Regions from separate parts of the Homo sapiens genome. Here region 2 is linked to region 1. Evidence: read pairs that join two places in POLR2A ChIA-PET (ENCODE). Cell type or tissue: OCI-LY7. All regions are shown on one strand. Links, peaks and the distances in the headings refer to the core of each region. The heading gives the core; the rest is flanking DNA. Region 1 has its middle 210 kb from the start of LINC02195. Region 2 has its middle 20 kb from the start of LINC02195.

The links. ChIA-PET counts read pairs that join two places held together with the same protein. Peaks named below come from ENCODE experiments on the same cell type or tissue, not always from the same donor. Only the 100,000 strongest peaks of a DNase experiment are listed, where the experiment ranks them.
Region 2: POLR2A ChIA-PET joins it to region 1 with 6 read pairs; 2 of 35 experiments call an interaction of 5 or more read pairs at or near these places.

What each region holds. Positions count from the first base shown.
Region 1 is chr16:26,382,152-26,394,532 of GRCh38, forward strand. No RefSeq gene overlaps it. Among named protein-coding and RNA genes, the nearest start is that of LINC02195, 210 kb to the right of the region's middle. In OCI-LY7, for the core only: no CTCF peak of the experiment used is centred there; no DNase peak of the experiment used is centred there.
Region 2 is chr16:26,609,636-26,622,016 of GRCh38, forward strand. No RefSeq gene overlaps it. Among named protein-coding and RNA genes, the nearest start is that of LINC02195, 20 kb to the left of the region's middle. In OCI-LY7, for the core only: no CTCF peak of the experiment used is centred there; a DNase peak (open chromatin) is centred at 4,996.

The sequences.
Region 1 (12,381 bases), core at 2,830-7,829:
CATAGCAGTCTAAATGCATTGACTTCTCTGTACTCACCCTAAAATTCTCTCTCCTTCATTATTAATATTTTTTCTTTTTTTGAAAAATAACTACGCACTATGTAATTTAATTTCAGTAAACCCATAGGAAGCGCCTATTATCATCCCTATTTCATAGATGAGAAAATTGAGGCCCAGAGAGGTGAAGTAACTTTCCCAGGTTCACACTGTTGCTCAGTGGCAGAGCTGAGATCCTAATTATGATCTGTCTGTTGCTGAAGATCACAGTCCTAGTCAGGTTATACTGATTTTCTGCCAACAGTGGTTCTATCGAGATTGTTCAGAGGAGCATAGGGTGTTTGCAGCTTCAGGGAGCCTGACCATACAAAGCTCACCTTGTAAAATCAACCCTTGCAACTTCCACCTTCCCCCACACCAATAAAGGAGGAGGAAGCCAGCAGAGAGATCTTGCTTTGCTTGTCAAGAAGCTTCGGATTAGAAAGCTAGTTAACAATTCATCTAAAATGAGCAGAGGATTCCAAGCATATCCAAATTAATATTTATAGAGGGAATGCTTGCTCAGACCCAATTATTCTGAGGGCCTAGAAGCTGAGCACAAGTGGTGCATAAAGGGAGGGAGTACGGATGCCAGGGGAAGCTAGCCCTGGGGACTGTTGCCAGGATGCTGTTAGGTGCCAAACATGGGGCATCAGTGAGGCCTGGGGAGTGAACAAGCAGGTGTCTCACCCCACAACTGTTTATTTACAGCTAAGCACTAGGCTTCACCATAGCTTTAATTCTCCTCTTCAGCACAGGATATGGGCAGAGCTCACCTTTGCAGAGGCCTACAGTGATTGGGCAATAAGGAAATTTGTAGATGGGCCAGATGGAGACTCTGGAATCTGGGGATAAGGCACCACCACTTCTGGCCTCCTGTTCATAACTGCCAGGGGGAACAGAGGCCTGGCCTGGTTTGCCAGATTTCTTTGTATAGAAAATTCAAATGTTAATATAAAATCTCCATAGCAGCAAATTGTCATTTTCAAATAGTGAGAGGGTCCAACAAAGCATGCCCACGTCAGTTTTGGCCCCCACACTGCCGCAGGTCAGAACCTCTGGTCTAGAGGCTGGAGTCTGAAATTATTTCCACTGGCTTTGACGAAGTCCTGCCATTTTTGCCGTATAGAATTCTTCCAGCACTGGCTTAATATCAATCCATCTTTGATGGTATTTCTCCAGGTTCTAGCCTACTCAGCCCATTACAATCATAGAACCTGGAGTTCCCTTTAAAACTCTCTACCCACCACTGAAAGGAAGAAAAAATAGTCTCAGTTATTATTCCCAAGACTTTAATGTCACCATGAGAATATTCTCCCTCCAGCCGCCTACTCAATGACACTCATTTATAGGTCTCTGATCTCTAAATCTCTCTCCTATTCCTCTTCCACATAACACCAGTGGGAACTTTAGAAAATTCAAATCTGATTGTATGATTCTTCTGTTCAAAACCCTTCAAAGACTCCCCATTGCCTTCCTGAAAAAGATCAGCCTCCTTAGAATGGTGGTTAAAGTCCTACACGATCTGGCCGTAGGATGTCTCTTCCACTTTATCTCCTACCACCTCTAGCCTTGCAGTCTATAACAATGAGAAATGTTTATTTGAAAGCAACAGAAAATGTCTCTGAGTAACCGAAGCAGAGTAGGAAACCACTGTCTTCCAGCTCTAACCATCACCATCGTCAGTTGCCTGGATCTTAGCTTCTCCAATTGCCCAATTCAGTCTGTTTTCAATATAATAGAGAGATCATTTTAACCTTGAACCAATCTATGTTTCTCTCCTGCTTAAAACCTTCCAAGGACTTCCTATTTCACCAAGAATAAAAATGAAATCTTTATCACGATTTACAATAACTAACATTTATTGAGTACTTACATACCAGACACTTTTCTAAGCACTTGAGCTTGACATATCTTAATATGTCAAACCACTTTGTGGGGTAGGTTTTGTAAGTAGCCTCATTCAATGGATGAAAACACTGAGGCATCGAGAGGTCTGTTACTTTGACCAGCGGCTCATAGCTGGAAGGTAGTGAATTTGAAAAGATAGGCTGACTCCAGAGCCCAAGATTTCATCCACTAAACTGCACTCATATGCTGCCTGTTGTTTTCTGACATCATGCCCTTTCACTCTGCTCCAGACTAACTAATCTCATTACTGTTCTTCAAATGTGTTGTGTTCATTTCAACCTCAGCGTCTTTGATCCTCCTATTTCTCTACCTAGAAATCCTTCCAGGCAACTCTATATGGCTCCTCCCTGGACTTTCTGTCTTGACTAGCACCTCTCCTCCTCTAAGAGGTTATCTCCCTAAACCACATCCGTTTTCTCCAAAGCACTAAGTCAATGGAAAGGTGGGGAGGGGAGTAGTTTGAAAAGGGCAGGAACCAAAGAGCTTTGGGAGATCCTTGTGGTAGGTGCCAATGGAGTTACTCCAGGTTGCTCACTAGAATGAATTAGCTCTTTTAAGGTTTCCATCTTTAATAAGCGAAGTCCAAGGAGAGATAAATTCCTGTTGGCATACTCTTGATCATGTATCTCATTCTTGGCTAAGGTAGAGTGAGGCATCTTTTTTGACAACCAGGGCAACTGATACCTTGGTTCAAGTTGGAGAAAAATGCCCTTTCCCTGAAATAGGCACAGCTCTCCACCAGGATGCATGGTTGGTGAACAGAACCAGGGCAGGATTTCAGCCCTCAAATCAGCCTTGGTCAGTCATGTTTGTGCAGTGCTCAACCTGCACAACCACATGTGGCCACTTAGCTAGGACTGCTCACAGATGAGAAAGAGGTAATTCCCCTAATGGGAGCCAGGGATATCACTAAAATAATAATAATAATAATAAAGATATATACTGAGTAGCAAAAAAAAAAGTCACTAATGAACAACAGATATTCTCAACCAGTAGTTCTCAATTCAGATTACTCACTAGAATCGCCTGATGAAATTTACATATATTCGGATTCTAAAGTCCTACCCAAAACCAAAGTAAATTAGTTCTGGAGGTGGCACCTAAGAATTAACACTTTAAAAAGCATTGCTAATGATTCCAATTTGCTGCCAAGTTTGAAAACCAACGCTCTAAACTCTACCTCCACTGAATGCTGTAGTTTCTTAACTGGATTTTAGTATGTATTGTTTTCATGCCATTGTTCCGGCCATCATCATTCCCTAGAATGCTTACAAATGCTACACATACACACAAACACACACACACACACACACACACACACTCACACACCACACCTTTGTTGCGATAACTCCTGCTGACATCCTGAAGGAAGCTTACCTGACCTGCACTGCTCCACTCCCACTCTTCTTGATCACTGCACACTCCACAACTTACTGTCTGTCAAAATACCCATATATCCCTCCCTCTAAACTAGGAACTCTCTGAAAACAGGCTCTGGGCCAGATTCACAATAGACCTAAAGATCTCACCCTAGAGACCTAATCCTGAAACCCATGGACTTGTGATTGTTGCCCTAACATCTCTCCATTTCCTGCCAACACCACACCCCAGCCTGAGCTGATTCAAGGTTTTAGGTGTCCCATCAGCACCATGGTTTCTTCAATCCAGAATCCACATTTCTACTTGATTGTGAAAATCTGTGTTTCTCAGAAATCTTGATAGTTCAGACTCCCTGGATTTGTGTTCTGGGCTGCATTGGACTGCCTTTTGAACTTTATTTTTATTTTTTGCTTTTTTAAAATATCTTTTGCCCTTTGAATTAGTAAATGTGGACTAGTGCTTCTTTTTGCCTGCAATAAAGCCATCCACCCACTCTGTCTCAGTTAAAATTCCTGGGTCACCTCTTCACTTCACTCCTTTCTCTCCAGTGTTTTTCAACTTTCCCTGCAGCCTAAGCTATATCCTTAAAGAAAGAAAACAAAACCCTTTTACATTCTTCCTGCCTTTCATCTCCCTAAGACTCGGACTTCTGCTATCTGCCAGCCTCACTCTGCTTTCCCTGAGAAAAGCAGCCAGGACTTGAATTAGAAGGATGGTCCAAAGAAAGGATTTTGCCTGATGTATGCATGCAGTTTTTCCTTGATGTGCTAGAGACAAATGAGGGAAGGATTTCATACAGAGCTTCTGTCTCTGCTGGGTGTCAACAGCTGCTCCTGAGTCAACAGAGCAATGGTGTGTATCTGGACTGAAGAGAACAAAGGTTGCTTAAATTGTTTTCCATCCCCTCTGAAACCAATAAGTGCTACTCCACTGCTTAGCGCAATTGAGTTCCTGAACGGTGGTGCAGCAGGGTGTCAAATCAAATCTTAATTCTGTCAAATGCTGGCTTGATGAGCTTACAGAAGCAGGTGCAAGGCCAATAGGGGAGAGGTCAGGGGGTCCTATTCCAACTGGCTATGCCAGGGGCCCCAGTGAGACACTCTTCTCCAGGAGAAAGGACAGCCATTCCACTAAATATTTGAGATCTTAGAGATACTTTCCAGTGGGTTTAATATGGCCGTGAGCCAAAGCACATGCCACATCTGACTTTATGATAAAGTTCAACAAGACAGGTAGGAATCAAAACACATGGGGTTGATGAAATGTTAAAAGGAGGGAGGGATGGATGGTCATGAAATGGTTACTGAGGGTTACACCCTAGAGAGATATCAGTGAATAAGATCAAAGATCCCTGCATTTAAGGGGCTGGCGTTCTAGGCGTCGTCTCCCTCCAATTCACTCTAGAGAAGCACAACTCTTGAAAGATGAAAAGCTTTCAAGAGATACCAAAGGACAAAAGATAAAAGGACAGATCCCATTCTCTCAGAGGTATTGAAAAATCCAGCCTTTCTGGCAGACTGATTTTTTTTTTTTGTTGTTTGAGACAGGGTCTCAGTCTGTTGCCCAGGCTGGATTGCAGTACAATCTCCATCTCCCAGGCTCAAGCGATTATCCTGTTTCAGCCTCCTGAGTAGCTGGGGTTACAGGCGTGTGCCACCATTCTCAGCTAATTTGTGTATCTTTAGTAGAGTTGGGGTTTTGCCATGTTGGCCAGGATGGTCTTGAACTCCTGACCTCAAATGATCAAAACCCCACATGACACTGGGCATCTATCCCTCCCTCCTTTTATCATTTCATCAACTCCATGTGCATTGATTCCTACCTGCCCTGTTGAACTTTATCATAAAGTCAGATGTGGCACGTGCTTTGGCTCATGGCCATATTAAACCTACTGGAAAGTATCACATGTCCATCTCTGAAACATGTTTTGTTGGAGCTATTAAGAAAGAAAAATTATCCACTGGGGTTGTTAAACAGAGAGAATGGGAACTTGAAACTGCTGGGCCCATCCTTCTGGCTCATAAGAAAAGCCTGCTTCAGGGGAAAGCCCAGGCAAGAGATGAAAGAGTGACATTGTTTGTATCTCTGTATTCTTTTGTTGTTGTTTTTGAGATGGAGTCTCCTCTGTCACCCAGGCTGGAGTGCAGTGGCACTATCTCAGCTCACTGCAACCTCCACCTCCCAGGTTCAAGTGATTTTCCTGCCTCAGTCTCCCTTGTAGCTGGGATTATAGGCACACACCACCATGCCTGGCTAATTTTTGTATTTTTATTAGAGACAGGGTTTTACCATGTTGGCCAGGCAGGTCTCGAACTCCTGACCTCAAGTGATTCACCCACCTTGGCTCCCAAAGTGCTGGAATTACAGGCATGAGCCACTGCTCCCGGACCGTATTCTTTTTACAGATTTATTAAATTAGAATAGACATACTATAGCTGTGTTATTTAAAATGTATTATTGGCCCGGAGTGGTGGGTAATGCCTGTAATCCCAGCACTTTGGGAGGCCAAGGCAGGTGGATTATTTGAGGTCAGGAGTTGGAGACCAGCCTGGCCAACATGATGAAACCCAGTCTGTACTAAAAATACAAAATTTAACTGGCATGGTGGCGCACACTGTAATTTCAGCTACTCGGAAGGCTGAGGCAGGAGAATCGCATGACCCAGGAGGTGGAGGTTGCAGTGAGCTGAGATTGTGCCACTGCACTCCAGCCTGGGTGACAGAGTGAGACTCCATCTCAAAAAATAAATAAATATAAATAAAGTGTATAATGACGTGACTTTGAATATATGCATATACCAGTAAAACCATCACCGTAATCAAGTTAATGAACATAAACATCATCTTTGAAGGTTTTCTTGAGTCATTTTGTAATCCCTACCATTCCCGAGCAGCCTGTTTTGTCACTATAGTATAATCTGCATTTTCTATAATTTTATAGCATGCACTCTTTTTTTTATTTTTGATCTGGCATCTTTAGCGCAGGATAAGTATTTTAAGTGTTCTCCATGTTGTTGTGTGTTTCACAGGTTCATGCCTTGATCACGGTCAAGTCTTTTTGTGGCATTGGCCTTTATTTATCTTGGGGAAATACCTGGGGATGGAATAATTGGGTCATATGATAAATGTACATTTATCTTTTAATGGAACTGGCAAATTGTTTTTCATAAGCATTGCATGTCATATGACTTTATATCCTTACCCTTCGTGTATGAATTCTGCTTGCTCCACATCACCTGATATGGCTAGTCTTTTTATTTTAATTTTAGCTATTCCAGCGGTTGTATCTCATTACAGTTTTGATTTTAGTTTCCATAATGACTAACGATGAGGATATTTTCATGTGTTTATTTGGCATCCACATATCTTCTTCGGTGAACTATCTGCCAAATCTTTTGCCCATTACTTTACCGGATTGTTTGTTTTTTTTGGTATTGAATTCTGAGACTTCTTTATCAGAGCTAGATACAGGTCTTTTGTCAAATATATGCTTTGCAAATATTTCCTGCCAGTTTGTCATTTGCCTTTTGATTTTTGTTTTTGAAGAACAAAAAATTTTAATTTTAATAAAATCCAATTTATTGGTATTGCTTCTTTTATACTTTTTGGTGTTTGTGTTTTATTTAGGAAGTCTTTGCCAAACTTAAGGTCACTGAGATTTTCTTCCATGATTTATTCTAGAAGTTTTAGATTTTATCTCTTACATTTAAATCCATAACCCATTTTGAGTTATGTTTTATATATTGTATGATGTAAGTGTTGAGGTTCTTTCTTTCTTACTTTTTCTCCCCATTTCTTCCTTCTTTCCTAATCAATTACTATTGAAAATATGATTCTTTCCCCCACTGAATTGCACTGGCACTTTTGTGAAAATCTGCTGACCTTATATGCGTGGATCTATTTATTTCTGGACTCTACAGTCCATTCTGTTGATCAATGTATCTGTCTTTACACCAATGCCAGTATTTTGTTTCCTCTAGTTCCTCCAGCTTTTTTTTTTTTTTTTTTTTTTTTTAACATGGAGTCTCAATCTGTCACCCAGGCTGGAGTGTGGTCACATGATCTCGGCTCACTGCAACCTCCGCCTCCTGCGTTCAAGCGATTCTCCTGCCTCAGCCACCAGAGTAGCTGGGACTACAGGTGCGTGCCACCATGCCCGGCTAATTTTTTATATTTTTAGTAGAGATGGGATTTCACCATGTTAGCCAGGATGGTCTCGATCTCCTGACCTCGTGATCCTCCTCCTGCCTCGGCCTCCCAGAGTGCTGGGATTACAGGCATAAGCCACCCCGCCCGGCCAGATTCCTCTAGCTTAAAACTAAGTCTTGAAATCAGATATTATAAGCTATCCAACTCTGTTCCTCAAACTTGTTTTGGCTATTGTAAGCCCTTTGCATTTCCATATAAATTTTAGAATCAGCTTGTAAAGTACCACAAAAAATAGCCTGCTGGAATTTTTATTTGAGTTTGAGGCGAATAGGCAACTTCTTAATAATACTGAATTTTCTGCTCTACGAACACAGTATATCTTTCTAATTTTGTAGGTCTCTTTAATTTATACTGTCTATCTATATAATCTTCAGTGTACAGGCATTGTATATTTTTATCAAAATTATCCCTATGTATTTCTGTCTTTAAATTTTCAGTAACTTATAGCATATAAAAATAACATAAATCTTATATCTGTACATTTACAACACTCCTTTGAATCCATCTATTGATGTGGGTCCTTTGTAAGTCTTCATTTTCTGGTTTTGCTCAATTGCTCTGTTGAGCATTCTCATCTCTGTCTCTACTTGCCATGGTCTCAGTCCTTTTACTGGCCCTTTGCATGGCATTCTTATTCCCATTTTTCATGGCCTCATCATAAAAGCCCAGCTCATCCTGAACTTGTCACTTGGAACTTGCTCTGACCACTGATTTATAAACACCTAGTGCTGACTCCCACCCAAAGCACATAGAAATTTACTTTGCTCTTTCAAGAGGGACAAGCTCATCTGCAGCAGATACATTGGTTTAGCTCAACCTCTGCCCATACCTGATCATTCATCTATTCCCTAGACATTTGCAGTCCAACAGTTTTTTTTTAACCTGGTTCCCAGATTATCCCAGGTATGAAGCATAGTTTGTGACGCCCTGGATTTTGTCAGAATAAAAAAAAAATTGGAATTCTTCCACATTCTCTATGACAATGATTGTGGGGAGGGCTTCCTGGTGTAATATAAGTCATAGAAGCGACAAATCAAAGACCATTCAATATTACAAATATCCAGTTAGAAATAAGTGGGAGGAGGGAGGCCCATTCACAATAGTCATAAAACCTATAAAATATCTATGAATAAATTTAGCAAGCATGGTACTTATCTGAATAAAACTATAAAATTTTATTAAAGAGCATAAAACGTGATCTGAATTAATGGAGAGACATAGCATGCTACCGAATGGGATGACTTTGTATCATAAATTATCTACTCTTTCCAGTCTAATAAAACTATTTACCAACATTTCTATCAGAATTCTTACATTTTATACTTTTAATATTTTCTTTTTCTCTTGAATAATTTTTAGAGAAATGGAACAAAATAAGATCATTAAAGAACAAATTTGGAATGATTTCCATACAATTTTTGGAAAAGAAGAATGATGGGGAAGGAATTGTCCTACCACCCATATAAAAACATACTCTGAAGATGCTCTAGTCAAAACAGTATTGTTATTAAAATAGAGAGATAACAGATATTACAGTAAAAAGCAATAGAGTATGCAGAAATACATCCTTGTATATAAATAAACATATGACAAATGTAACATTTCAATTTAAATTAGAAATGAAAGGTTCATTTAATAAAAGTTTCTAGCATAATAGGCCACCCATCTGGGAAGACACAAAGCTAAATTCTTCCTATAAAAAACACAAAGAATGAACTCAAAGTGCTGAAAATTTTAAAATTAAAATAATACATAATAAAGTATGAATACACACTTACTGACAATATTTATCAGATTTCAGATTGAAGAAGCACTTCTTAAATAACAAAGAGCACTTCAGAAACCACCAACGTGACTATTAGAAAATAAATGAAGGTAAAGGATAGTAGTATAAAATCAAAAGACAAATAAGAGACTGGAAAAATAGAAATTTGAGGCATTGCAAATAAAAGTTAATGTTTATATCAGATGATTCAGAAATGTTAAGGAAAAAGTTAAGCACCTCTTTGAGAAATCACGAACAAAGAATATCAACAGAGTATTTGTAAAGATGCTGGTAACTGCTCTATAACATCTGAATATCCATAGCTGAATACATTAAGTTTCTGTATCCCTTCTAGGAAGACTAAAATAGATCTTCTTATGTAGTAGGTGATCATTAATATACATTCCCATACTCTTTCCTATTTTAGCTCTGCCCTTCTCCAGGAGTTCAGAGTCCTCTGAATTAAGTTGGCACTTGGGAGACAGAAATAAAAATCACAGATGGGAGGATTTGAGGGGATAGGTCTGAGAGTAAAGAAGCCCATGACTTTTGTTTGCATTACATTGGACAGAAATCAGTCACATGATCATACTCTCCTGAAAAGGAGGCTGGGAAGTGTAGTTCTGTTAACATGCTCAAGAAGAGGAAATGGGATTTGATGACCCACTGGAAGACTCTGCTATAATTTGGCAATTCAGAGGAGCAGATATCAGTGACCAATAAACATACAGTAGGAGGCTCAAAATTAGTATTCAGGAAAAGAAAATTAAAATGTCACCTCTTATTCAACAAACTGGAAAAAAATTAAAAGTGATAACACAAATTTGGCAAGGAGATAAAGGAAAGGGATACTTTATGTATTTCTAGTAGAAATAAGAAATGCTATAGCCTTTTAGGAAAGCAGTCTGATAATATTGATTGCATTTTTTAAAATCACATATATCTTCAAACTTGGAAATCCTACTTCAGGTATCTATCCATAAAAACAAATGCACAAGTAAATAAAAATATGTAGGCAGAGATATCCTTGCAGCATGTTTAAAATGACAAAAAACAAAAGCCAGAAACATCCTGAATGCTCATAAATAAATAAGGAGTTGAACAAATCACAGTATGTTCACTCCTCGAAATACTATGCAGTTGTAACAAAAGACTGAATTAGATTTACACATGTTATCCTAGAGATATGCTTACAAGGTATTGTTAAGTGAGAAAAGCAAGGTACAAGAACTAGTTTTGGTATGGCGTAATTTTGCATAGCAAATTTTGCACAACAAATTCTGCACAGCAAAAAATAACTATCAACAAAGTAAACAGACAACCTACAGAATGACAGGAAATTTCTGCAATGTATTCACCTGACAAGGGTCTAATATCCAGCATCTATAAGGAACTTAAAGAAATTTACAAGAGAAAAACAACCCCATTAAAAGTGGGCAAAGGATATGAACAGACACTTTTCAAATGAAGACATACATGCTGCCAACAAGCATATAAAAATGGTCAACATTTTTAATCATTAGAGAAATGCAAATCAAAACCACAATGAGATATCATCTCATACCGGTCATGATGGTTATTAAGACGTCAAACAATAATAGATGCTGGCAAGGCTGTGGAGAAAAGGGAATGCTTCTACACTGCTGGTGGAAATGTAAATTAGTTCAGCCATTTTGGAAAGCATTCGCAGTGATTACTCAAAGAACTTAAAACAGAACTACATTAGCTCCAGCAATCCTGCTATTGGGTATATAACCAAAGAAATATAAATCACTCTGCCATAAAGCCATATGCACATTGTTCATGTATGAACAATATATGTTCATTGCAGCACTATTCACCATAGCAAAGACATGCAATCAACCTAAATGCCAGTCAATGACAGACCAGATAAAGGAAATGTGTACACATATGCCATGGAATACTACACAGCCATAAAAAAGAAAGAGATCATATCCTTTGAAGCAACATGAATGGAGCTGGAGTCCATTATCCTCAGCAAACTAATGCAGGAACTGAAAACCAAATAACACATGTTGTCACTTAAGAGAGTATCTCTTTCCTTTATGTCCTTAAGTGGGAGGTAAACACTGAATACACGTGGACACAAAGAAGGGAACAATAGACACCAGGGTGGAGGGAGGGTGAGGATTGAAAAATTGCTGTCAGGTACTATGCCTATTACCTGGGTGACAAAATAATTTGTATAACAACCAAAACCCCACAACACACAATTTACGTATAAAACAAACCTGCACATGTACCCAGAAAATAAATTAAAACTTAAAAATAAATAAATGAAATGAAAAACCAGAAAATGCTAAGAATTCTGGGGTTAGACAGATTTGGATTGGACTCAAATCCTGGCTCTTAACATATGTAAATCACCTGTGGTTGTGGTAAGAATTAAGTGAAGTATGTTTCCGAATGATTTATCACAAAAATACGTTATTTGTTTATGGATTTATATGTGATTGTCAGAGTATGGGTTGTGAACAACGGGTTCTAGGGGTAGAGGTGACAAAGGTGCTGCAAACAAATTGTAGGATAAAATAAATATCATGACTTTTTAAAGCATGAAGTAAATAATTCATCCATGTATTAACTCATGCTATTTATTGAGACAAATATCTAGCTGGGCCCTGGTGATAGAGTAGTGATCTGGACAGATAAAATTTGTATTTCAGGGAGCTTGCAGTCTGTCCAATGTGATCTTAGGTGTGGATAAATAGGCAAATGTAAATGCTTTAGTGGGAAAATAAGAGAAGAGGAGCAGAAATGGGGAATCAACATCTATGTTCACTATCAGTACCTAGATATATTGGCTTGTCCAAGGTGCATAGCCACTTCTTGTCTTAATTCTTCCATCTTTAACTAATGATCCCTAACTTACAGGGATGTTGTAAGGAATGAATAAAATAGTACATATAAATTGAACTTCACAGTGCTGAAAATAGGATCTTGGTAAAATAAAGTACCTTTGACTTTCTCTCCTTAAATCAGTATCCCGTGTCCTCACTCCAATGTGAGTCAGGCTGGAATGGCTAGAAGAGAAGCATTTTCCCAAGTCTGCAACCATTT
Region 2 (12,381 bases), core at 3,039-8,038, 230 kb after region 1:
AGAATCCAGCCAAGGAATCAGCCTGCCTGATACTCTCGTCTCCTACCCTGAAGGCAAAACAAAGATGAGGTTTATATTTTTCTAATGCCCCTTCTAAACCCTTGGACCTTGAAGTTCGAAGGACCTATCTCAAGGTGAATGCCAATTTCTTCTTCATTTCAGCACTTTCCAGAATGATTTTTTCTTCTCTAAAATCCATTTTGATCTCCCGCTCAATGCAGAGCACCTTAGAAGAACAACAAAAGGGCCTCAGATTCTTTATCTACATCATGCAGTCTCGCCTGAAGGTAGAAAAGATGCAGAGGAATGGAACACGGATGGAGCCCAGGACATTATTTGTTTTTTTTTTTTTTTAATGAACTAGCTTGTTGTCAAAAGAAGGCAAGATATGAGGATTTTGGATATGTGGGTTTCGCTCATTCAGTGCAATTAGCTTTTTTTTTTTTTGTAACAGGGTCTCACTCTGTCACCTAGGCTGGAGTCCAGTGGTATAATCATAGCTCATTGCAGCCTCGAATTCCCAGGTTCAAGTGATCCCCCAACCTCAGCATCCCAAGTAGCTGGGAAGACAGGTGCATGCCACCACACCTGGCTAATTAAAAAATTTTTTTGTAGACATGAGGTCTCACTATGTTGCCCAGGCTGACCTTGAACTCCTGGCCTCAAGCAGTCCTTCTGCCTCAGTCTTCCAAAGTGCTGGAATTACAGGCATGAGCCACTGCATCTGGCCAACAACCTCTCTTAACTTCTCTTTCTTCGTGGGATTGGGATAATTAAAATAATTAGACAAATTATACAGGTGGCACTCCATCCTGGGGCCACCAGCAACATCAGACTAATCCTAGCTTCAAGAAGTCAACACATCAAATTCACTTGGAAAGAAGGATGCCCATGTTCTTGACATTGGCATGACTTCTTCATGGCTGCTGCTTTCGAGCCATCTGAGAAGGGATCTTTGCCTAGGGTGCTTAATCAGGGCACCCCCAAAACTGAAAACCAGTGAGTTATGACAGTGGCTGCTCATTTCAGCCTTTCCTATGATGCCCTGCCTCAGGGTTTCTCAGACACAACACTGTTAGCATCTGGGGCTGGGTTATGTTTTGTTACAGCAAGCTGTCCTGTGAGTTGCAGGATGCTTAGCAGCTTCCCTGGCCTCTACCCATTTGATGCCAGTAACAACACCTGCTACCCAATTGTGACAACCAAATCTCTCGCCACATTGCCAACTCTTTCCCCTGGAGGGCAGAATCACCTCCTATTGAGAACTCCTGTTCTGAGCAGAAAGGGGTGAGCATGGTCCTCTTCCTCACCAGGATTGCCCCCTATCCCAGAACCTCTGTATCTCAAAGATAACCCCAGTTCTCAGTCATGCCCCTCATCTCCTTGGGGCTCAGCCCACAGTGGCCAACAAGTACCACATGCTGTCTCCATATCCACATCTTACTCTCTGAGAGCCCACCTCCCAACTTCCTCCTATCCACTTCCTCATCTCCATTCAAGCACCCCAGCCCACCTTTCCATCAGGGAGCTCAAGATTCTGAAATCCAGCGGACGCCATCTGGGACACTCATTGCTGACACACATCCACTTCTCTTGCTCTCTGATCCCTTAGCAACCAATGGCCCACATGGATTCACATGCCTTTGATTTGTGATTTCAAAAGTATCCACTCTTCAAAAGCCTCTGGTGAATAACATTTGTTATATATAACAATACATATATAAATAATAACAATAACTACATATATTTATGTAGATATGTATTTATGTAGTTATTGTAATAAATATATAACATATATATGTTATATATTTGTGTTTATATTTAAATATTTTTAATTACATATAAACATATTTATGTTTACATTTAACATAAATATATTTTTTATTACATATAAACATATATTTATGTTTACATTTAACATAAATATATTTTTATAAATATAAACATAAATATATGTAGTTTTTGTTATAAATATATAAATGTAAAAAATATATAAGTGTAATAAATGTAAATAACATTTCTTATGCCTTTTTGTTGAACACCTACTATGTGCCCAACGTTTTAGATACCTAATGTCATTTAAGCTTTGAGCAAACTTACAAACACAGACCCATGGGCACTTCCTAGCATTTCATTATACCATGTAGGTTCACCAGCATATATTTTTTAGATCTCATTTCAGCAAAATGTAAGATTCTAGGGGCAAAAAGTGCAAAGTTGTTCCCCACCACGTTGTGAAGCTCAGGGCTAAACTTGCCTTTTCTTTTGTTTAAAACACTTTTTTTTTTTTTTTTTTGAGATGGGTCTCACTCTGTCACCCAGGCTGGAGTGCAGTGGCACGATCTCGGCTCACTGCAACTCTTCCTCCTGGGTTCAAGTGATTCTCCTGCCTCAGCCTCCCAAGTAGCTGGGACTACAAGTGCATGCCATCATGCCCAGCTAACTTTTTGTATTTTTAGTAGAGACGGGGTTTCACCATGTTGTCCAGGCTCATAAAACACTTTTTTATTCTGATCTCTCCATTTGTGTAACTTTTTTCCTACTTTCTATGCCTCATCTTCAAGGTAGCTTCCTCAAGAAGGCCTCCCTTACTCTCCAAACTAGGCCAGCATATACTTTGGGATAAATTTGGCTGCGAATAACAGAACTCTAAATCACTAAGCGATAAAGAAAATAAATTTGTAAATTACGTTATTTTAAAAGCCCAGCAGTATGGTCAGCTTCAGGTAAAGTTTGATCCAGCAGGTAAGCAATATAACTGAGACATAGCTCTTTCCCTCTGTTTCCCAGGCTTGCTTCACATCTATCTATTCCATTTACAACAGGCTTTCCCTTCGGGTCATAAGATGACAGTCAAGAGTTCCCTTGCCTAACTTCTTCCAGATGTAAGTCCAACAAAATAGACAATTTCCACTTTTTCAGTGTTTCAAATATCCTCAAAGTAAATCTGGTTGGCCTCTATGACCAGACTTGCATAATGTGTTAATCTCCAAACAAATCACTATGGTTATAGCCAAGAAGAGCTTACCTGTGGGGTTGAAAAGGAGGATCAACACCCTCAAAACCACAAGGCTGGGAAATTTAAGGTGCTGCTAAAAAAGGGGGGAGATGAAATAAATTCTGAACAGGTGACAAGTATCCATTAGAATCTCACCTTTTTTTTTTTTTTTTTTTTTTTTTTGACAGGATCACACTCTGTTACCTAGGCCAGAGTGCAGGTGTGCAAACACAGCTCACTGCAGCCTCAACCTTCTGGGCTTAAGTGATCCTCCCACCTCAGCCTCCCAAGTAGCTAGGACAACAGGCATGCACCACCACACCTGGCTAAATTTTGTATTCTTTGTAGAGACAGGGTTTTGCCATATTGCCCAGGCTTGTCTTGAACTCCTGGGCTCAAGCAGTCATCCCGCCTTGGCATCCCAAAGTGCTGGGATTACAGGCATGAGTAATTACCAGTCTAGAGGCTCACTTCTTGATTTCAACTTTCTAAATACTGACTGACCCTCAGCTGTGACTCCTTGTTCCATGCAGGAGTCCTCCACCAGAATGTAATACCCATGAAGTCGAGGACTGAATCCCTCTCCTGTGCCGTATACCATCCCTTATACCTAGCACAGTGCCTGGAACATACTGAGTGCTCAATAACCACCGGTCTAATGAATTCATAAAAAGGCAAGTGAGTAAATGAATGAATCTGCTGACTGGATGTGATCTGTGATGTCTCGGGGCCTGTTGCAGGGGGTAAGAAAGAGGTGAAGCTGGTAGATCCAGGAGTCTGCAAATCCCTGCTTAAACCAGATCGACACATCGCATACCTGTTTTGCATTTTGGAGGGCTCTTCTTAAGATTTCATTGCTAAAAGGGTTTCATTGCTTTGAAAAAAGATATCTTTGAAAACCATTGCTGTAATGCGAAAAGCAAGGCTTTGAAATCTGAAAACCTTGGGTGAAATCCCACGTTTTACTGCGTTTTATGTCAAAAAAATGCAAATTCACTACCGTGGTCTACAAGGCCTTGTGTGCTGGCCACTACCTACCTCCAGGCCATTCCCACAGCCACATAGCCACAGGACTTCCTTTCATGTCCTTGGGTTTCTCAAGGTCCTTCCCCTCTCACACCCTGTGCACACTGCCGGGAACGCTGTCCTCCACTCCTGCTCCCAATGCTTTATATGACTGGCTGCCTCTCCATTTCTACTCATCTGCCCAATAGCTTCTCAGAGAAGCTATCTGGAACATTCTGTCTAATGTAAATATTCACCTATTTTCTACCTTTTCAGCCCCGTGATGTTTGCTTCACAACTTTATTTTCATTAGTTTTTTCATTGCATTTTTAGCTCCCCAAGTACGATATGTCACCCCACAAGGGCAGAGGTAGTATCTGTCTTGGTTGCCACTGTGTCTCCAATGCCTAGAATGCTTTCAGGCATAATTTTGCATCAATACTCGTTGAATAAATGAGAATAGTTACATGACGTCAATAGGAACCTACCTGAACCTCCGTTTCCTCGTCTCTAAGTTGGGGATGATACAAATTACCTCTCAGAAAGTGGTAATTATTAATTAAGCGGGATCCTGTCTGCAATGCCTCTGGCACTGGAGGGCCACGTTAGCATTCACTGCCTGATTTCCTGCCTGCCTGCCAACTCTAGGCTCAGCAGCCTCAGCCTGGGGAGCCTCACTTGGAACTAAATTACATCTAAACCCAGAGCCATCCTTTAGCTGTGAAGCTGACAGGGGCTTGCAATCCTGCCTGTCAGCCTTAAGCTGCCACACATCTGAACACACAAACTGAAAAATTAATGTCCCTGGAAGGCATTGTCTCCCTTCCCATAGACACCACTGACCTTGCCTCTCTGCACAGCAGCGGAAGCCGGAGCTCCTGCTTTCACTGTCTGGGTGAAAGCCTCAGCACTGCAGGGCTGGCAGGAAACAGGAAAGAGGCTAGCATTCTCCTTGCATCTGAGGGCAACGGCAGGACTTAGTGTCTGGGCTGAGAACTCATTAAGTCAGTACGGGAACTGGCAGGCACATTTGAGGTGAGAGCAAAGGCTCAGGCGACCTCCACATTCAGTGTTAGAGTCTGTAACCCATCTCTCTGGGACATCAGCAGGCCAGCTCCAGACAGGGCCAGATGGGAGTCACAGGCTGGGAAGAAAGGGGCTCAAGGAGTGCACCAGAGTGAGGGAGAGAACACCATTAGACCGTGACTGTAATCTTGTAGATTCTTAAGAGCAACAGGCTCTTTCACGGCCTTGCAGGCAGACCAACAGACAATCCACTGCAGTCCTTCCAGCATGATGGCAGAGGTAAGCTCAGCATTTTATGATAGACCTTGGTTTTGGCTTGGACCATTCCTAGGGACCTAGACTTATCATCTGCTTCTTCCTTCTTTTGTCATCTGAGACCAGTGTTCTAAAACTGGCCACCCAGAATGTGGTCTGCAGATGAGCAGCAGTGACAGAACCCTTGGATGTTTGCTAAAAAGCAGAGTCTCAGGCTGCACCCCAGAACTGCCACTCAGAATTGCATTTCAACAGGGGACTTGCATGTGTGTTGAAGTTTAGGGGGCTTTCTGTGAGCTGCAGGGATGGTTAATTTTATGTGTCAACTTGACTGGGCAATGGGGTGCCCAGCTGGTTGACATTATTTCTAGGTGTGTCTGTGAGGGAGTTTCCAGAAGAAATTAGTGTTTGAATCAGTGGATTGAGTTAAGCAGATCTCAATGTGCATAAGCGTCATCTGATCCATGGAGGACCTGAATAAAATAAAAAGGTGTAGGAAGGTTGGGGTTGCTCTTAGCCTGGCATCTTGAGCTGGAACATCAATCTTCTGCCCTGAGTGCTTCTGTCTTTCAGGCCTTTGGACTTTGACTGAAATCTGCAACACTAGTCCTCTGGCTCCTGCTCCCAGGCCTCCTTCAAACCACAGTACCAGCTCTTCTGGGTCTCCAGCTTCCAGATGGCAGGTTGTGGGACTTCTCAGCTTTTATAATTGCTTGAACCAGGCCAGGCACAGTGGCTCATGCCTGTCATCCCAGCGATTTGGGAGGCTGAAGCAGGCAGATCATTTGAGGTCAGGAGTTTGACACCAGCCTGGCCAACATGGTGAAGCCCCATCCCTACTAAAAATACAAAAATTAGCTGGGCGTGGTGGTGAGTGCCTGGAATCCCAGCTACTTGGGAGGCTGAGGCAGAAGAATGGCTTGAACCCGGGAGGTAGAGATTGCGGTGAGCCGAGATTGCAACACTGCACTCCAGCCTGGGTAACAATATAATATATAATAATATATTATATTATTATAAAAATAATAATGAAATAAAAAATAAAATAATTGTTTGAACAAATACCTTATAATGTACAGACATATACCTTCTATTGGCTCTGTTCCTCTGGAGAACCACAGCTGTGGCTTTACAACCCAATGGTGTTGTCCATTGTGACATGTGTTTTGTAGTAATCCGTTCTCACACTGCTATAAAGAACTGCCACAGACTGGATAACTAATAAAGAAAAGAGACTTAATTGACTCACAGTTCCACAGGTTTTACAGGAGCCATGGCTGGGGAGGCCTCAGGAAACTTATCATGGTGGAAGGGTGAAGGGGAAGGAAGCACACTTCACATGCTGGCAGGAGAAAGAAAGCAAAGAGGGAAGTGCGACACACTTTTAAACAACCATATCTTGTGAGAACTCACTGTCACGAGAACAGCAAGGGGGAAATCCACCTCCATGATTCAGTCACTGCCCACCAGGTCCCTCCTCCAACATGTGAGCATTACAATTAAACACATGATTTGGGTGGGAACCCAGAGCCAAACCATATCATGGTGTGAGGGTGTGTGCAATGCAGTGGTTATAAGCTTGGGATTTAGGGTGGAAAAACGAGCACTTGTATTCCAGCTCTGCCATGCTGGTGGACTCTGACCTCTCTCCAAACCTTAGCTTTCCTGAAAACGTGAAAGACAAGAGAACTCCTGGCCAGGCACAGTGGCTCATGCCTGAAATCCCAGCACTTTGGGAGGCTGAGGTGGGCGGATCTTGAGGTCAGGAGTTCCAGACCAGCCTGACCGACATGGTGAAACCTCGTCTCTCTTAAAAATACAAAAATTAGCCAGGTGGGTGGTGCATGTCTGTAATCCCAGCTACTCAGGAGGCTGAGGCAGGAGAATCACTTGAACCTGGGAGATGGAGGTTGCAGTGAGCCGAGATCGCACCACTGCACTCCAGTCTGGGCGACAGAGTGAGATTCTCTCTCAAAAAAAAACAAAACAAAACAAAAATGAAAATAAAAAAAAATAAAAAGACTCCTTTCTGGGACTGTTGGGAGGATGAAACCAGCCAATAGAAGGAATGACTCATTCATCACAGCACCTGCCACATGCTGGGTGCCTTGTGCCTATTATTATCATTTTTATTAATTTTTTTATTTCCATAGGTTATTAGGAAACAGGTGGGGTTTGGTTACATAAGTAAGTTCCTTAGTGGTGATTTGTAAGATTTTGGTGCCCCCATCACCCAAGCAGTATACACTGACCCAATTAGTGGTCTTTTATCCCTCACCCCCTTCCCACCCTTTCCCCCTGAGTCCCCAAAGTTCATTGTGTCTTTCTTATACCTTTGCATCCTCATAACTTAGCTCCCACATGTGAGTGAGAACATACAATGTTTGTTTTCCCATTCCTGTGTTACTTCACTTAGAATAATACTCTCCAATCTCATCCAGGTCACTGCAAATGCCGTTAATTCATTCCTTTTTATGGCTGAGTAGTATTCCGTCCGTATATATACCACAGTTTCTTTATCTACTCATCGATTGATGGGCATTTGGATTGGTTCCACATTTTCGCAACTGCAAATTGTGCTGTTACAAACTTGCCTGTGCAAGTATCTTTTTTGTGTAATGTCTTCTTTCTTTCTGGGTAGATACCCAGTAGTGGGATTGCTGGATCAAATGGTAGTTCCACTTTCAGTTCTTTAAAGAATCTCCACACTGTTTTCCACAGTGGTTGTACTAGTTTACATTCCTATCAGCAGTGTAGAAATGTTCCCTGTTCTCCACATCCATGCTCACATCTATTATTTTTTGAGATTTTATTATGGCCCTTCTTGCAGGAGTAAGGTGGTATCACATTGTGGTTTTGATTTGCATTTCCCTGATCATTAGCGATGTTGAGCATTTTTTCATATGTTTATTGGCCACTTGTATATCTTCTGTTGAGATTGTCTATTCATGTCCTTAGCCCACTTTTTGATAGGATTGTTTGTTTTTTTCTTGCTAATTTGTTTGAGTTCACATTGTAGATTCTGGAAATTAGTCCTTTGTCAGATGTATAGATTGTGAAGATTTTCTCCCACTCTGTGGGTTGTCTGTTTACTTTGCTGACTGTTCCTTTTGCCATGCAAAAGCTCTTTAGTTTAATTAAGTCACAGCTATTTATCTTTGTTTTTACTGCATTTGCTTTTGGGTTATTGGTTATGAAATCATTACCTAAGCCCATGTCTAGAAGGGTTTTTCCAATGTTATCTTCTAGAATTTTTATATTTTTAGGTCTTAGGTTTCAGTCCTTGATCCATCTAGAGTTGATTTTTGTATAAGGTGAGAGAAGAAGATCCAGTTTTATTCGCCTACATGTGGCTTGCCAATTATCCCAGCACCATTTGTTGAATAGGTTGTCATTTCCCCATTTTATGCTTTTGTTTGCTTTGTCGAAGATCAGTTGGCTGTAAGTATTTGGGTTTATTCCTGGGTTCTCTATTCTGTTCCATTGGTCTAGTGCCTATTTTTATGCCAGTACCATGTTGTTTTGGTGCTTTATAATATAGTTTGAAATCAGGTAATTTGATGCCTCCAGATTTGTTCTTGCTTAGTCTTGCTTTAGCTATGTGGGCTCTTTTTTGATTCCATATGTATTTTAGGATTGCTTTTTCTAGTTCTCTGAAGAATGATGGTGTTATTTTGGTAGGAATTGCATGCAATTTGTAGATTGCTTTTGGCAGTATAGGCATTTTTACAATATCAGTTCTACCTGTCCATGAGCATGGGATGTGTTTCCATTCGTTTGTGTCATCTACCATCTCTTTCAGCAGTGTTTTGTAGTTTTCCTTGTAGAGGTCTTTCACCTCCTTGGTTAGGTATATTCCTAAGTATCTTTTTTGTCAGCTATTGTAAAAGGGGTTGGGTTCTTGATTTGATTCTCAGCTTGGTCACTGTTGGTGTATGGAAGAGTTACTAATTTGTGTACATTAATTTTGTATTTGGGAACTTTGATAAATTATTTTATCAGCTCTAGGAGCTTTATGGAGGAGGTTTTAGGTTTTTCTAGGTAAACAATCACATCATCAGCAAATTGTGACAGTTTGACTTCCTCTTTACTGATTTGGATGCCCTTTATTTCTTCCTCTTGTCTGATTGCTCTGACCAGGACTTCCAGTGCTATGTTGAAGGGGAGTGGTGAGACTAGGCGTCCTTGTCTTGTTCCAGTTCTCAGAGGGAATGCTTTCAACTTTTCCCCATTCAGTATTATGTTGGCTGTAGGTTCGTCATAGATGGTGTTTATTACATTAAGGCATGTCCCTTGTATGCCAATTTTGCTGAGAGTTTTAATCGTAGAGATGCGGGATTTTGTCTAACGATTCTTCTGCATCTACTGAGATGGTCATGCGATTTTTGGTTTTGATTCTGTTTATGTGGTGTATCACATTTATTGACTTGCATTTGTTAAACCATCCCTATATCACTGGTATGAAACCCACTTGATCATGGTGGATTATCTTTTGGATATGTTGTTTGATTTGGTTAGCTAGTATTTTGTTAAAGATTTTAGCATATATGTTCATCAGGGACATTGGTCTGTAGTTTTCTTTTTTACTTATGTCCTTTCCTGGTTTTGGTATTAGGGTGATACTGGCCTTATAGAATTATTTAGGGAGGGTTTCCTCTTTCTCTATCTTGTGGAATAGTGTCAATAGAATTGGTACCAATTCTTCTTTGAATGTCTGGTAGAATTCTGCTGTGAATCTGTCTGGTCCTGGACTTTATTTGTTGGTAATTTTTTTATTACCATTTCAATCTTGCTACTTGTTATTGGTCCATTCAGAGTATCTAATTCTTCCTGATTTAAGCTAGAAAGATTGTATGTTTTCTAGTTTATGTGCATAAAGGTGTTCATAGTAGCCTTGAATGATCTTTTGTATTTCTGTGGTGTCAGTTTTAATATCTCCCATTTCATTTCTAATTGAGCCTATTTGGATTTTCTGCCTCCTTTTCTTGGTTAACCTTGCTAATGGTCTATCAATTTATTTATCTTTTCAAAGAACCAGCTTTTTGTTTCATTTATCTTTTGTATTTTTTGTTTGTTTGTTTGTTTGTTTGTTTCAATTTCATTTAGTTCTGCTTTGATCTTGGTTATTTCCTTTCTTCCACTTGGTTTGGGTTGGGTTTGTTCTTGTTTCCCTAGTTCCTTGAGTGTGACCTTAAATTATCTATTTGTGCTCTTTCAGACTCTTTGATGTAGACTTTTAGGGCTATGAAGTTTCCTCTTAGCACCACATTTGCTATATCTCAAAGGTTTTGATAGCTTGTGTAACTATTGTCATTTCAGTTCAAATAATTTTTTAATTTCCATCTTCATTTCATTTTTGACTCAATGATCATTCAGAAGCAGGTTATTTAATTTCCACATATTTGCATGGTTTTGAAGGTTCCTTTTGGAGTTGATTTCCAGTTTTATTCCACTGTGGTCTGAGAGAGTGCTTGATATAATTTCAATTTTCTTGAGTTTATTGAAGCTAGTTTCGTGGCCTATCATATGGTCTATCTTGGAGAAAGTTCCATGCACTGTTGAATAGACTGTCTAGTCTGTGGTTGTTGGGTAGAATGTTCTGTAAACATCTGTTAAGTTCATTTGTTCAAGGGTATAGTTTAAATCTATTGTTTCTTTGTTGACTTTCTGTCTTGATGACCTGTTTAGTGCTGTCAGTGGAGTATTGAAGTCCCCCACTATTATTGTGTTGCTGTCTATCTCATTTCTTAGGCCTATTACTAATTGTTGTATAAATTTGGAAGCCCCAGTGTTAGGTGCATATATTTTTAGGATTGTGATATTTTCCTGTTGGCCTTGTGCCTATTATTAATTATTGTTACAGCTACTGAATTGCTTCTAGTAACAAAGTATCCATGTTTGTGAATTACTTACTCCCTCTTTTCTTTATTGAAAACTTTGAGCAGATTCAAGTTAACCTTATACTAGGTGCATTCCCACCTGCATTGGGAGGAACACTGCAGGAGGAAAGTGTGGACACAGAGAGAGGAACCTGGAGCTGCAGCTCTCTCCACCCTCCCTGAACTGCCACTCCTGATGATCCGGGAGAAACTCAGCACTTTCATAGAATAACAGAGCTGTGTTTTTTTCTAACTACAAATGGGGTCACGGTTTTTTCACAGTCTGAATCCCACCATGGTAGAGTGCTGGACAACTGAAAGTCCTCTGTTGTATGTATTGCAGAAAAAACACAGCCGGAAATCATTGATTTAGTCCAAAGTTAAGCAGCCCTGAGAGTGGACAGGATCCAAGCGGATGGTCATTCTGGATCTGCATGAGGGCAGGAAAAGGTGACAGAGAAGAAGGAAAGAGGGACAGGACACAGGACAGGAGCCAGAGGGCACCACATATGGGATGTGGACAGCCCTGGGGCTCAGGTTAGAACTGGGATTGAGGTCTGGCACAGTGGCTCATGCCTGTAATCCTGGCACTTTGGGAGGCCGAGGCAGGCAGATCACCTGAGGTCAGGAGTTTGAGACCTGCCTGACCAACATGGTGAAACCCTGTCTCTACTAAAAATATAAAAACTGGCTTGACGTGGTGTTGTGTGCCTATAATCCCAGCTACCTGGGAAGCTGAGGCAGTAGAATTGCTTGAAACCGAGACGCACAGGTTGCAGTGATCCAGGATCATGCCATTGCACTCCAGCCTGGGCAACAAGAGTGAAACTCTGTCAAAAAAATAAAAATAAAAATAAAAAAGAACTGGGATTAGGCTGGGGTTAGAGCCAGGGCTAGGGTCTAGGTTCATTTTAAAGCCATGGTTCTCAGCTTGGGTTACATTACAGTCACCTGGGGGACATATTAAATACCTGGGATCCACCCCTTGGAGACTGTGATTCAACTGGTGAAGTCTGGGCATGAGTCTTTGTTAAAAGCCTGCGGGATTGAGAACCCATGAAGAAGATGTGAAGAGATCCATGCAAGAAGCAAGCGGCGGAGACCACATTCAGAATGAAGAGTCATCCATCCTTCCATTCAGTCCTCTCCTGAGCAAAATTTTTGCCCCCTGATATCAGAGGGCCCAAGCCAATTCCAGAATAATGCAGTAGTAAGTAC